Linked DNA regions of Mus musculus: region 1 is linked to region 2. Evidence: chromatin loops called from intact Hi-C (ENCODE). Cell type or tissue: left cerebral cortex. All regions are shown on one strand. Each heading gives the region's core, and the rest is flanking DNA. Links, peaks and the distances in the headings are about the cores only.

The links. A loop is a pair of places that touch in the nucleus more often than their neighbours do. Peaks named below come from ENCODE experiments on the same cell type or tissue, not always from the same donor. Only the 100,000 strongest peaks of a DNase experiment are listed, where the experiment ranks them.
Region 1: it touches region 2 in a loop (2.3-fold over the local background); 2 of 42 quality-filtered maps call a loop at or near these places.

Annotation. Positions count from the first base shown.
Region 1 is chr14:17,715,900-17,723,548 of GRCm38, forward strand. All of the region lies in intron 1 of Thrb (thyroid hormone receptor beta), which reads left to right. Among named protein-coding and RNA genes, the nearest start is that of Thrb, 59 kb to the left of the region's middle. In left cerebral cortex, for the core only: no CTCF peak of the experiment used is centred there; a DNase peak (open chromatin) is centred at 4,089.
Region 2 is chr14:17,399,806-17,407,454 of GRCm38, forward strand. The region is part of intron 1 of Gm32121 (a long non-coding RNA gene); the gene reads right to left. Among named protein-coding and RNA genes, the nearest start is that of Gm32121, 4.2 kb to the right of the region's middle. In left cerebral cortex, for the core only: a CTCF peak has its summit at 3,074 (motif pointing right); DNase peaks (open chromatin) are centred at 3,141 and 4,395.

The DNA.
Region 1 (7,649 bases), core at 2,298-6,297, 320 kb after region 2:
ATTCTTGAAAAGTATATAAAGGTTAGAACCCTGAGAGGGGATATGGAGGCTGCTGTTTCCCTGATACTACCAGCTGCCAGCTGCTGGCTGCTGGCTACTGGCTTCTGGCTGCTGGTTGCTTGTTGGAGATACCCTGATGAGGAAGATCAAACTTGCCCCAAGGAACTCAATGCTACCAACTAACAGGAAGTAGTCTAATGATATTGCCACCTCCTTTCCCTTCTTTCCTTCTTTCTCTCCTACCTGGTGTTGGGGTTTGAAAGGGATAAGGGTGGAGTAAGGTGGCAGTTTGGTATTTCTCTAGTCTTGGGTTACAACTGATTTCTACTTATGTGAAAGGGAATGAATTATACTATGGCCTGAATCAGTGACTCCCCCAACAGCTTGTAGAAGCTGGGAGCTGGAAGCTAGTGCCACTACAGCATATGTGTATACAGTTGTACACTTCTGTTTTTTCTTGGCCACATGACTCTGTCTCCTATTTCTTACTCTTTCAGTTCTTTGGGGATTGATTTTGTTTTATGTGTATGATAGGAGTGGACATAACTGACTTCTAACTGCTGTCATCTTGGGAACACAAGAAAGTGTTGGTTAGCCCTTTGGTTCCATGCAGTAAATATGCCTATACCTTCCACAAGGTATGCCATGCCTTTCAGGAGTCATGTGGTTCAGTTAAGGAGAAAAGACATATTCATGTCCACATAAGCATACTCATATTAGTTGTGGTTATTGTAAAAGGTGTTGTGTTGTTTCCCTGATTTCTTTCTCAGCCCACTCTATAAAGGAGGACTAATGATTTCTTTGAGATAATTTTGAATCCAGCCCCTTTGCTGAAGATGTTTATCAACTGTAGGAGTTCTCTGGTAGAATTTTTTGAGTCATTTATGTATACTATCTGTGAATAGCAGTACTTTGTCTTCTTCCTTTCCAATTTGTATTCCCTTGGTCTCCTTTAGCTGTCTTATTGCTCTAGCTAGGACTTCAAGTACTATATTGAAGAGATGGTAAGACAGTTAATAGCCTTGTCTCAGATTTTAGTGGAATCAATTTAAGTTTGTATCCATTTAATTTGATATTGGCTATTGGCTTGCTGTATATTGCCTTTATTGTGTTTAGGTATGTACCATGTATTACTGATCTCTCCAAGACTTTTAAGATAAAGTGGTGTTGGATTTTGTCAAAGGCTTTTTCATTGTCTATGAGATGATCATGTGGTTTTCTTTCAGTTTGTGTATATGTTGGATTATGTTGATAGATTTCCTGTTCCTTAATATAGCTTGTCTTTGGACTGTACACTGTTGGAAACATTCTGTACATGCTCTTCTGCAACTTTCATTTTTAGTCACATTTAAATTTCTAAAAGGTACATATCCAGTATTGAAAGCAGGTGTCCACTCACCATGTATATACTAGGGTCTATTGTGAAGGTAGACCAGTTGCTCTTCTGTGTATGTGAATAAATGTCTTTTGGAGTAGATTTGGTGAATCAGAGGATAAATATATCCTTTGTTAGGTAATTCAAAATTAATTTTCAAAGAAGTTAATATAGTTCACACTCTCTCTAGCAGGCCAATAGAGCTCTGCTGTTCAGAGTCCTTTCTATCTTTTAGGGCTGTTTTATTCATTCAGAGTGTGTCTTAGTTGTTAGTATGCTTTCTAATAAGGGTAGATATACTTACTGTTTTTACATTGTGTTTCCTGTTTTGTGAATTATTGTTCATATCCTTGTACAGGTTTCTTCCCATTCATAGTAGTGTAGGAGTGTGTTGAGGGAAACAGAGAAGGAGGGAAGGAGATAGACAAACAAACTAATTTGTCCATTTTAAGTGTTGCCTTCTAATTTTGTAGCTTACTACTTTATAATATTTCTAAGTTATTTTATTTAAACAAAACCTGTTATTTTGTTATGTTTGGGAAATTTTTATGACTTTCAAAACTAACGGCAAGATACAATTTGTAATTGTTTATAAAATTTTAAGTAGATGGGACTGGCGGAGATGTCTAGGCAGATAGGAGTGCTTACTGTTTTTGTAGAGGTTCCTGCCTTGGGTTTCAGCATTCCCTTCAAGAGGGTCAGAACTGCCTGTAACTCCAGTTCTAGGAGCTCCAATGTCATAAAACCTCCATGGACATCTGCATGCATGAGGTACATGTAATCTCATACAGGCACACACACACACACACATACACACACACACACACACACACACACACACAAATAAATACATCTTTAAAATAATTAGGAGGTATGGCCTAGCTAGAGGGCAAATATCAATAGCTTAAAGAACCTTCATTCTCATGGTGATTCTGTACAACAGTATGGGCATTCTTTATTCCCTTGGTCTAGACAGCTTTGTTAGGACTGATATGGATGGCTTCATGCTTGTGGAGCCCCACTTCAAAGGTAAGTTGTGGATGTTTGAGTGATTAAGGTGTATGCAAATAGAAGTCCACACTTGTAAATGTGGATGTTGTATTCTTGGGCAAACACCTCCCTTACTGCAGGGCAGTTGTCAACACCTTTCCTTGTGGGTTCCTGCCTGCCCAGATTTATTATAGTATAATTAATCTTAACAACTTCTTTTACAGCTGTAATTTGTAAATTTTCCTTAAGAAATTCTCTACCTTATGCTCAACTTTCTTCTATGGGTTTTAAGGTTTTGTCTCAGCATAAGTGAAAATGATTTGGGTCTCATTTGACAAGAGGTTGGGATCTGATTTTATGATTCTTGTGTGGAAAATGACTACACTAGCGTGCTGTGCTGCGTGCTGAGGTGGGTGGCACAGTGTTCTCTATGAGATTGCCTTTGGGATTTATACTATGTGTCATGAAATAATCTGTCTCCTCCTGGGTCACTACTGCTTTCCTGTTCCTGTCTTTCCCCCCAATTCCTCATCCTTTCTCTTTTACTGCATAGTCCCTTTGCTCCCAACCCTACCAGCTCCTTAGGGTCCCAGAGATCAGTAATAGACAAACTGGTGCATCTCTTGCTTGTCATATTTTTTCCATAGCTCATACTAATACATTAAGAAGTTCTCTCAGATGATAGAGACAAAAAGTGTGTCCAGTTTTCTTTCTGTATTTTTCATATCATTTCATTTTTTTCTTTGTATCACTTTATTAACTAAAAGTGTTGTACCTTGCAACTGCTGTCACCTAGGTGTCCTGTAGACCACATTCTGCACTTTCTAATTACATTTTTACTGAGAATGTAGTTTTTTATAGCTCTAAATTTTATTGATTTTTGCCCTCCTACTCAGATATTCTGAAAACATTTAATATGTCAGCTACCCACAACCATTTTACAATCTTCCCTATCTCCATCTTATCAATAATATCGAGACAAGAGAGAGATATGTGCCATCTATCCATACATTGTGTACTAATTAACCTTGATTAGTTAATTAACTAATTAGTTAATTAATAATTGTTCAGTCTATTGACTCATTATTCATCATTCAGGACATATTCTACCCTCTAACCCCAAAGATATGTAGGAGGACAATACCAAGTCCCTTAATAAAAGAGTCATATTATGTTATTGCTATACGATTCAGTCAGATGTGTGTGTATTTAGCTCTGACCATTATATTGAGAGAACAGTTTATGGGTGGGAGGATTTGGGAGGCTCACAGTTTCAAGAGGTTGTCTTGGCAAGCTCCATTGTTCCTGTGCATTTAGTGAGACAGAATGTCATGCATTAGCTCCACATGCAGGAATAGGCTGTGCACTAGAGAAATGAAGGGGCCAGGAACCTCATAAAGTCTTCAAAGGCACAATTCCTGTGACCTATGTACTTCAGCTAGGCTATACCTGCTAAAGTATCTACAGCTTTCATAATCACGCCACCACATGAACTTATGAGGGATACTGTATATTTGAACTGTAATAAAAGCTTCAGTAAATAAACTGAAATGAAATGCAAAGTGTGTGTTTTATCTCTCGTTAAGTATTATATGCTTAGTTAAGTCTCCTTCCAGCTCTGAGTAACTTCATCACTTCCCTTTCATAGCATTTGTAACATACGTGGAATGTGATTTCTTTGTGGTTTCTATGGGAATGACACTGCTTTCTATATCCACATTAATCTCTCACTGTGCCAGATCTCTCATTTGATTGTCAGGATAAAGTATGCTTTTCTCTATACAAAAAGAGCCAGAGAGCTCATGCATCTGGTCCCAGAAGTTTGAATGCATTTTAGGTGCTCATTTCCAATCTGCTCCTTGCAAAGACTTATCTATCTTTCTTAAGCTCTCTTCTTTGCTATTTGAAAATCATTCTTCAAAAGAAACAAGGAGGAAAAAACACATTTTCCTTCCTCTTTGTCATGTGCTAGTGTCTGGCCTAGGCTGTCCCTCTGTCCAGTCGTTCTTGTTCTTTTTGCCCTTCATGTAACCAACCAAATTGGGCTGGGAAAATCCAAAAGGCATGTTGATATGTTCATTTTGTTATACTCAGCACTTTGACAGAAATCTTTAGCTCACTGTCTTTTGCAGCTTTATTGATGTTATCCTGACATTTAATCATTATGATGACAACCAAATTGGGCTGGGAAAGTTCAAAAGGCATGTTGAGACCTGGTAAAGATGAGCCTGGGACAAATGCCAGCACTGCTGATGGTGCTAGCAAATGGTCCTCTTTAAGAGGAACTGGGACAGTGGGGTGGGTCTGATCCCTGTGCTAGCAATACCAGTGGACTTTGTATAGATCCACTGTCATGGATGAAGACTCTCTTTAACATCTTATAGATGGCTCTGGAGCCCAATTGAGGCCCCAAACCAGCAACTCAGTCTGTGGTATTACTCTTTATTGTCTGTCCCAAACTGAGCACACAGCAGAGGCTCAACAAAGCCTTGTTTGCTGGCAGATTGAGAAGGAAACCAAGAATGAAAGGGAAGGAGATTAATTCACTTCATATATGAGAGAGGGCAACTGAACATATGGATTTGGGGGGTGGGAGGGTTAACATATTACCTTTGACTATGTTGACATGTTTTGCTTTATGATTATGGTCACTTGAATCTGCAGGGATCCATGATAAGAATGTGGCATGGTCCTTTATTCCTTTTGGAGTTTGCAGCGCTTCACCTGGCAGAAGACAAAGGAGCTAGAGAGAAAATGTGAACCTTCCTTATTTGAGCTGAAAGGAAAGAAGGGAAATAGTGTGCTTTTCACATTTAAATCTGTTCTTGGCATTTGTGGGGCAGAACACTTCACAACTCAAGAAAACCAACTAAATCTCATGACTATAGAGGTTCTAATATTCAGTTGTAATTCGAGTTAAAATATTTCCCCAAAATATCTATAATTTATTCTTCTGGATATTAGTTATTTAAACTACCATGATTCCTTGTTAGTTTGTTGCAAGGTTAAAATAGGATATAAAAATTGACCGGGCATGGTGGCGCACGCCTTTAATCCCAGCACTCGGGAGGCAGAGGGAGGCAGATTTCTGAGTTCGAGGCCAGCCTGGTCTACAAAGTGAGTTCCAGGACAGCCAGGGCTATACAGAGAAACCCTGTCTCAAAAAAAAAAAGACAAAAACAAAAAACAAACAAACAAAAAATAAAACAAAAAATTGTTTAACACCTCTCTTTTTTTTTAAATTAGGTATTTTCCTTGTCCACATTTTCAATGCTATCTCAAAGGTCCCCCACACCCACCCCCCCAATCCCCTACCCACCCACTCCCCCTTCCTGGCCCTGGCGTCCCCCTGTACTGGGGCATACAAAGTCCGCAAGTCCAATGGGCCTCTCTTTGCAGTGATGACCGACTAGGCCATCTTTTGATACACATGCAGCTAGAGACAAGAGCTCCGGGGTACTGGTTAGTTCATATTGTTGTTCCACCTATAGGGTTGCAGTTCCCTTTAGCTCCTTGGGTAATTTCTCTAGCTCCTCCATTGGGGGCCGTGTGACCCATCCAATAGCTGACTGTGATCATCCACCTCTGTGTTTGCTAGGCCCCGGCATAGTCTCACAAGAGAGAGCTATATCTGGGTCCTTTCAGCAAAATCTTGCTAGTGTATGCAGTGGTGTCAGCATTTGGAAGCTGATTATGGGATGGATCCCTGCATATGGCAATCACTAGATGGTCCATCCTTTCGTCACAGCTCCAAATTTTATCTCTGTAACTCCTTCCATGGGTGTCCTGTTCCCATTTCTAAGAAAGGGTAGAGTGTCCACACTTTGGTCTTCATTCTTCATGAATTTCATGCGTTTGGCAAGTTGTATCTTATATCTTGGGTATCCTAAGTTTCTGGGCTAATATCCACTTATCAGTGAGTACAAACACCTCTCTTTCTTAAAGACATTTTTTGTTTTTTTTTTTAGATTAAAATATAATTATATCACATCATTTCCCCTTTCTTCCCGCCCCATGTACCTCTCCTGCTCTTTTACATTCTTGATCTTTTCTTTTCATTAGTTGCCATTGCAAGCATATATGTATATTTCTAATAGTACTATCTCATTTTGTATCATGTTACTTATATGTGTATGACCTTAAGGGTGCCCCTTTGGTATTAGATAGCCACTGGGTGTGTCTTCCCTGGGGAAGACTAATTCTCAGGCTCTCAGCCTTCCTTAGTTGCTATAGTTCTTTTTGTATGGCTCAAATCTTGTAGAATCTCTTCTGCCTACTTTGGCTTCTCTGCTGTTGTTTTTGTTCAGCTTGTGCTTAAGCCGTTATGCAGGTGAAATTTTATGTCTAAATAACTCTCTCTTAAGACTGTTCAGCAAATTCTCTAAATCCTCTGTCCTTTTGGAAGTAGGCAGGGTAAAACAATCATCCATTCTCACCTTATCTTTTTCGTATCATTGTCTCACTAGTCACACTTGCTAAATACCCATTCAAGCCGAGGCCCCTTTTTGGTTATAAAAGTCATGCAATCGTGTGAACCATGTTAACTGGTTACTAACTGGAAGGGAGAGGTTTTCCTCAGTCACAGAGCCAGCACACAGAGATTGCTATTTTTAATCACAGAACTGAAGAGCTTGATTCAGTTAAAATGGGAGGAAGTTGTCAAGAGAGGGTTGCTGAAAGTTCATGCTAAATTTGCTTAGAACCAGATTGTGTTCATTAATATTTATACATCTATGGTTTGGAAGGGGCAATTATGCTTCTTTAAAAACACTGGGTGTTCATTTTCCATGGGCCAGGCAGCCTTCTGATTAGGGAAGGTGGGTTGCATTGTGTGAACATGGAGATACAGATGGGAACCATCTGGCACCTCATCCTCCTTTGTTGGAGGCTTGTCCTGTCTCTCAAACGTCAGTGCTGAATGAGAAAATTTCAAACTCCAGTTGAAAATGCAGTCTGAAGTTCTCAGCTAGCCAAGGGGTTTTTGGCAAGCATCAATGGGCTTAATATTTAAAGAAACCATCAATCATTTTATTTTGTTGGTTGAGACTTGTGGTTTAGACTGTGTCTTTGATTTGTATTTTGGACACTGGCTGTGCTATTGACTCATAAGCATATTCCATATGGGTATATTTCTCTTACATGGCATATATCATAGGAAAAACAGGGTTTTTTTTCTGATAAAATGATTTAAATGCACACATACATACACACACACACACACACACACACATGTTCACACACACACATGCTCAAGTGTGCACACACACAGAGGAGGGGGAGAGAC
Region 2 (7,649 bases), core at 1,534-5,533:
AATGCCTTATTTTTTAAACATCATTTCTGGAGGTGGTGTCAAATCACCCAGTGGAAACCAAGGCTGCACTGAGTCTCAAGGACAGAATGAGCTGCTATTTCACATTGTCTGTGCTCAGGACACAGCCCAGAGACTTACAGAATGCTCACTGCCATTGTTTCCGGTCATCTGATGAAGAAAGCAATTTAAAAATGTGCACATACATTGATTGTACAAGGTAAAGAGATTCCTTATGCCATTGCTGTAGACTAGGCTGTCCCAAAGTTACCACTTCCTTTACTGCCCTCCCTTGCTCCTTTTCCCTTTCCACTCTCCAATATTTATGCCTTCAGTTTTATGGCAGGTGAGGGGGGGGTTGTTATTGTTGTATTTGCATTTTAAGGCAATTTTTCAAAAGGAAAGTGAAAAACAAATAAAAATAGCACATATCCAATTTCACGCATTACCTATGGTCACACTGGGGCTTCTCGAGTCCTGTGCATGCCCAAGCCCATAGTTTATCACTATTGGTCCACAGGATGTGTCTATCCACTTGGAACGCAGCATAGTGCTTCTGAGTCTAATGTCTGGGAATTCATCCTTGACAGGATGAGGATTTATAGATCTAAAAGTGCAGACAAAACTATCAAGTAGACCTCTGCTACAGTCAGAGGGTTTGTGTAGGCCTGTCATTCCAGATTCATCTATTGAAACCCTAGTCCCCAGGGATGGTATTACAAGGGGCCTCTGGACTGTGCTTAGGTCATGAAATCAGAACACTCAAAGAGTCTTTGCAAAATAGGTCCGAGGGAGATCCCATGCCTTCTGAGGTGTATAAAGACAAAGCAAACAGATGTCATCTATGACCACCAGGTTTGTCCTCACCAGACATGGACAGCTACAACTTTGACTTCCCCAGGTCCAAACCTCTGAGAAATACATCTTTGTCTTCATAAAGCACTCAGGATTTCATTACAGCATCCGGGATAGACTGACAGTTTCTCTATATTTGGAGCATTTACACAAACCTGTTATTTTTTAATTCTATTTTTTCTCATTTTTCAGTTTTGATCTTACAGATATAACCTCATGTGGAGTGACTAGTTATGCCTCTATTCAAGTTTGATCTTTAACAATCAGATTAATACTATTAGGTACAGATACTGAACTGATCAGTTTGATTGTTTTTCTTCTAAAAAATCCTGCCTGCTATGAACTCATTATAAGATAATCATAAAATTATCAAAGTAAAACATTTGTAGCATACATTCATCTATCTTCTGGATATACAAAGAAGACTTTGCTACTAATAAACTATGACAAGATGTGTTCTGTGAGTGTTCAAGTGGAGGCAGGATTACGAGTTTATTAAAGTCAGTTTTAAGTGGGCTTTGTAGCAAGTTCCAGCTGAGTTCTCAGTGCTGTCACAAGTGTGGTGACCAAGCAGCCCAGCGAGTGGGTCCACACATCCCACATAAGGGCCTCATGCAAAAAGACCAAATTTAAAGGTACTATTGAAGAATGTTGGTTTAATTGTTGCTCACAAGATGACATTGCATTCTGGTTATGGCTGGAAAGTCTTTATGGTTTTAAGCCAATGCACTGGGAAGAGAAGATCAGAAGCCTTGTGATTTATTTTCTCTCTTCCTAGCTCTGGTCTCAGAAACATCACGACCTTTTTTTGTGCCTTAGGTTTCTCTCATAAGGTAGATGTCTTTTAGTTCTCCCTTTATTATAAAATTCTATTATAACAGGAAACAGAAAACAGGCAGCTTCCTCTCAGCTTTTTCTGCTAAAGAAGCCACAAATTTCTGGAATAGAGCATTGGGAAAATCCATGGTAACCAGCAAAGCAACACACCGTCTGATTGATCCAATTTTACAAGGAACCTCATGATACTTCATTGTTTTTCACCCTGCTCCTAAACATCTTACATACAGGGCTGGAAAGTGAGCACAGCAGTCCAGATAAGGCCAAATCATGTGTCCTGCAATAAGTGTTCACTGCCTGTTGAATCAAAGCATCAAATTGTTTCTCTAACCTACTAGTGATTTTCAAGAATTTCAACTACATTTGTGAGTAGCATAAGCAATATTTAAAAATCACTTTTCAACTGAGAGGTTTAAGCATTTAGTACACATTGCTTAATCAAGCAACTATGCTCAGTTATCCTTTGTGTTGACAAGAAACACTAATGGCATATTGGCATTTGAATACTCAGTTAACCTTGCCAACAAATAAATGTAACTTTCTATTCTGTTTTAATTTGTAATTATCAGTGGGGCTTGAAGATGCATTATGTTGATTTGAAGTGTCATTTTGTTGCTTGTAATTTTGTGTTTGACTTTTACATAGTGGAATGCTTCACTCATCAGGGCAAATGTTTGCCAGATTAGAGTTTTAGAGGAGAAATGAGCCCTTGTTAGCCCAGTAGATACAGTGTGTATTAGGGAAGCAGGAAGCTAAGGAAGAGTATGAGCCATGCTTGCTTGATTCTGTAGAGAAGCCACAGTGATTTTATACAAACTCATGATGCACAGGAAAGCAGGAAAGCTCATGGTCACAGAAATGATGTAGCAAAAAGCAGCACTTCCTTCATTACTGCTGGAGTTCATTAATTCCAAACACCACTCTGTGCTACCTGAGAATAGAAGCCAACCTGCCCGAGTCCCCACCTTCTGAGGTCAGTTCAAGACGTTTCCAAATCCCAATCTTTGTGTTTGTTTGTTTTCTTTTGTTTTGTTTCCTTTTTTAGCATTTTCTACCAAAGCAACTAATGACTTGTATTTTAAAATAATATCCACGTTATTGCTTGTTCTGATTTTCCGTTCTAGATAAAAAAATTTATAACTGTCTGTATTCCAAAGTGGTACTATTAAGCATCTCATAATTAAGTTTAAGAAATGATTTATTGAGCAGAAATGAAATACTTTGGTCAGAAAAGAATTGCAAGCCCATTTTTCTCTTCTACACAACAAATAAAATATACTTAATCACCCAGAAAACGTCAGGGCAATCAACAGTGACCTCAAAACTAAGTTTGTGGAAATGTCTGCTGGGCTTTGACAACAGACTGTGTATTCAGAAGTACCACTAGAGGGCAGGCGAGGAGAAGGAATCTAAGCCTGAGGTTGCTCGGAATGTATGCCTGCTAAGCTACCCCCATCAGGGTCCTCTCCTTTTTCACCATGCAGGTTAGTGCATACCCCTGCAGTGGACTTTCACACATCTGCTCTCTGTCACATGACATATGGCAGTGTCAGCAGGCCTTATTCACTGCTCATAGGACCTGGTCTCCCTTCTGTACAGAAGGAACGTGGGAGAGATGCTCTCAGGATCACAGCTCCCAGGCTCTTTCTTCATAAAAACCAGCGATCAGCTCCTGCTTAGTACTTGAGCAGAGGCTGCTTCTTGAACAGAACCGGGGCCTAGAACACAAGGCCAGTGACACCATCCAAGAATGAGCTTCAGAGCTGGGATGTACATTTGCCTCAATGCCAACTCCAGTGACACCAGAGCACCCGGATGTGGCAAGGGGCACTAATTGTGCCTCCCTCCTCATGGCTGCTGCACTCAGTGGCCACAGGCCAAAGAACTTAATGAGCCACAGATTCCTAGAGATCATTTGAAACACCTTGTAACTGCAATTCTATAATGAATCCAAATGTGTGTGGGGCACACATGTGTGAAATCAATAAATAACATCATGCTGCACTGTGTTGTTGTACTGTCCCACTTGGACACATAGTTCTTGAATCTCTGAATTCAAATACTTTTTTGCCCAGTGCTTAGTTGTGTGAGTTAAAGTAAGTGATTTCAAGTCCTCTATGCTTCAGATTTTATATCTTATAAAATGAGGCTAATACGTTCAGCATGCTATGAGTAGGACCTTTAAAAGACTTTTAAAATTTGATTTGAAATGTGTGTGTGTGTGTAGTGTAGTGTAGTATAATGAAGTGTAGTGTAGGCATATGTGTACATGGTAGCAGGTGCCTAGGGAGTCCAAAAGATGGCATCAGATCCTTTGGAGCTGGAGTTGCAGGTATTGCAGCTGTTGTGGATGCTGGAAATTGACCCTGGTCTTCTGCAAAAACAGCAAGGGCTCTTAACCACTGAGCCACCTAACAACCCCAGAACAGGGTCTTTCAAAACATTCATGGACACTGGGCACAAAAATAGTCTTACAAAAGAGAAGATGAGTAGTCATCTAAAAGTCTCTGAGTACTTTATTATGCTGCCAATTTATAATTTCAAGTTCAGCTCTTCAGTTTTCTCCTCACTCTGGAAAACCAATATATTCCTTCAAAGTCTCAACCATTTCTGTACTTTGCTGCCAAGTCACTGATCCTAGATACCCCTGCCTATTGCTTATGAGCCATGTCTGACTGTGAAGCTTATATCCTCACTAGGTGCTTCTAATTATGCTGACTCTCAAAAGCTTTCAACATCAGCAGGGTGACTCATGAATCTGAACCCACAGTTTCTGAGACTCTCTGTAAACAGGACTCTCTGTAGCCAGTACATGGCTAGCCAGCTAATGGCATTCAACTGTAGTGTCTTATTTATTTAGGAATCCACTGATACCCAGGCCAAAGTAGTCAACCAGACATGAGGAAGGCAGGTACATATCAGTGTGTCTAATGCTGTCCAGGGGTTCCATGAATAACTAAAGCCTGAGTTAAAAAGAGAATAAGCATGTCCATGTACCCAGTGAACAGGGAGGACCCCTTTATCACAGTGACTCTCAGTGTATAGTCCCTAGACTAGAAATCGTGGCTTCCCTTGAGAACTTGCAAGATAAACAAATCCTCCAACAGGCTATCTGGGGTGCCAGAAACCCTGGCTCCCAGCAAATCTCCTCATGCATTCTACAATTCTGAATTTCTATTCCAAAAATAAACATACCTGTGATTTGCTAATTCTCAGGGCTGCATAATTGACCTTTTTAGATAATTTCAAACAAAAGATGACTCAAAAGTACCACATTGCAGGGGGAAAAAGTTTCCCTCAAATTATTGGCAAACAGAATTTGAAAACCTCTGTCTCACCACCTACCTAGCAATCAACCATTCAGCCAGTAGATCTAAAATTGCCCTGTGCGTGTGGAAGGAAGCTGCAGAGGCCCTGCTGCCTCTTCCTAGGGCTCAAGTGGGGCTCAAGGTGTCATAAGTACATATGATTCAGAATGTCCTCTCTCTCTCTCTCTCTCTCTCTCTCTCTCTCTCTCTCTCTCTCTCTCTCTCTCTCTCTCATAGAGTCTCACACTGTAGTGCAGGCTTGCACTACATGGCAATCCTCCTGCTTCCTGAGTTCTGTTATTCGAAGCATGAGCTACTACTGTATATAAGCTTTCCTCTGATTACTCCCTCCCGCCTAAAGACACGTTGTAGCTAGAGTTGGGAAATGAGAAAAAAGGATGCCTTTGGGCTCATATTTTCCAAGGCATCAGGCCACAGTCAGCCAAGCCTTTGCTTAGGGACTGAGATGAGACAGAGCATTGTAGAATCAGGAGAATCATGATGTGCAACTGTGTATCTCATGGTATCCAAGAAACACAAAGCCAGACAAAAAAGGGCCAGAGCAAGAGACCCTGCAAAGCTACCCTCCCACCCTGTAAGCCATCTCCACTGACCAGTCTAAAGCTCCTAAATCCTCAAATCAGAACTCCATCAATAATTCACTGAGCCTTTTGGACCAGTCAGTCTCTCAAGGAACAGACTCAGCAGCTAGGAGCCAAACCTTGGATCTCTGTGCTTTTGAAGACCTGTATATTGGCACTATAACAGTGCTTCCCATGCGGCTGTCCAGAGTAGGTGTTTTGTCTTCCTTCTGACCTCTGCAAACCTTTCAATGGCTTGTCTCCTCTCTGTCCTCATTCATATGCTTAGAGCCCACCTGTCTTCATTTGTGTCTGATGATCTCATGAATAGCCCTGAGTTATTGTCTCACCAACACCTGCTGTTCCAATGTGCTTGACAAGTATCTTTAAAAGACCTGTCTAATCTCTTCAATCCAACACAACTTAGAAACTCCAAAACATTCTTCTCTAGGATGGGTTGTCATTGGAGCAGCATGCCTGGCTGTCATTTGGTCATTTTTACGAGCTATACTAGCCCTTCCCCAGTTTCAAAACTAACTTTCTTGGGCTTCTATTAGATGGCTGCATAAGCCACTGCTACCCTCCAGTGTGGTCTCTGCCTCCTTCTTGTCTAAGCTAATGGCTCCTGTCTGCAACAATATGCAGCATTGGAGTTCTTCATGCTTCCAGGAGGACATGCAGAGTGCCTCCCCTGTAGAGATGGTTTTTCTGGTTTTTTGTTTTGTTTTGTTTTTTCTCTTGTAGGTGTCAGCCCACATAGCCCAGGTACCTGGCACTCTGCTGCCCTCTGCTGACATCTCTCAACCTAGCATCAAGTCCCTGATTTAATGCTGAGAAAGGTTCAATGGAAATGGCTGTGTTAAAAGAATGATTAACACAAGAGGTTACCAGGGCCTAAGAAATGTAATATATGTAAACTTATCCTCTTTTGCTACCATTCTGTTTCAATTTCCTAAAACAAAAATTTTCTTAAGTAATTCAAACTATTTTTTATAGTCAGCTGTCATGTCTTTCTGACTGAGAGATAATGACCAGATGGAGAGATAGCCTCTGTTCAAAGCCATGCTGCAGCAGGAGTCAAGAACAAGCTTGTGAAGGACAGAGACTGTTCTGAAATCACAGGCATGGCTGGGCTGGGATAGCCTTCCAAGTTCCCAGGCCATCCATTGCCTTAGAACTGTCTGCTCATGGTATTCTGCTACATTAGCATTAGCTGTGGTTGTAGTTGATATATTCTCATCACACTACTATCTGCAGTCCCTATCTTATTTAAGAAGAAGAAGATGTCTCAGAAGAGCTAAGTAAATTTCCAGTAAAATGTAGAAAGTAATTAACTCAAAATTCATGTTGCTGTCCTAACTCCAAGCACCTCGAAGGTTCTTTGCCTTGTTTTAATTTTGTTTCAGAGAGAGGCTAATCTTGAACTCCAGGTGATCCCTAGATACTCCAGCGTTGGATACAGGTCCTTGGAGGATTTGTTAAGCTGAGCTGAGATGTTGGGGAGGAGGGATAACCTATAGGATTGGCAACCCTAAGAGAAGACAAATTGGACACTGATGGTTACTAAGGAAAGGCCATGTGAAGAACAGGGAGAAGGCTGGTGCTCATCAAAGAGTGGCTGGGAACACACCCTTCTGAGGTTTGCAGCCTGGCCACACCTTCACCCTGCTCTTGTACTTTAGCCTGTGAGAGAAACTGTTGAAAAGAAACTGACTCCTTAGCACTTTGTGGTGGCAATCCAACCAAATGTACATAGCAGCAGATGCTGGCCTGAGCCCAAGTGTGGCTATTTTCAGCCTTTGCTCCCTCAACAAAAGTCCTGGTCCTTGAATGTAACCTGGGGCAAGCTATAACCTGCAGTGAGCATAAACTGAAGTGCTATGCTCATTCACAGAATTATGCCCTGATTGCTCACTGGGTCTCTACAGCCCAAGATCATTTTCCTTTGGTCCAGTTGCCTACAGTATCTGTAGTTTTTAGAGGCTGTTTTATCCTTCTCTAACCTAGCCATAAAAGCTACCTTCAGTATTTGCTCCTCAATCCCCTGCAGGTCTATCCTAGGGTCACAAAC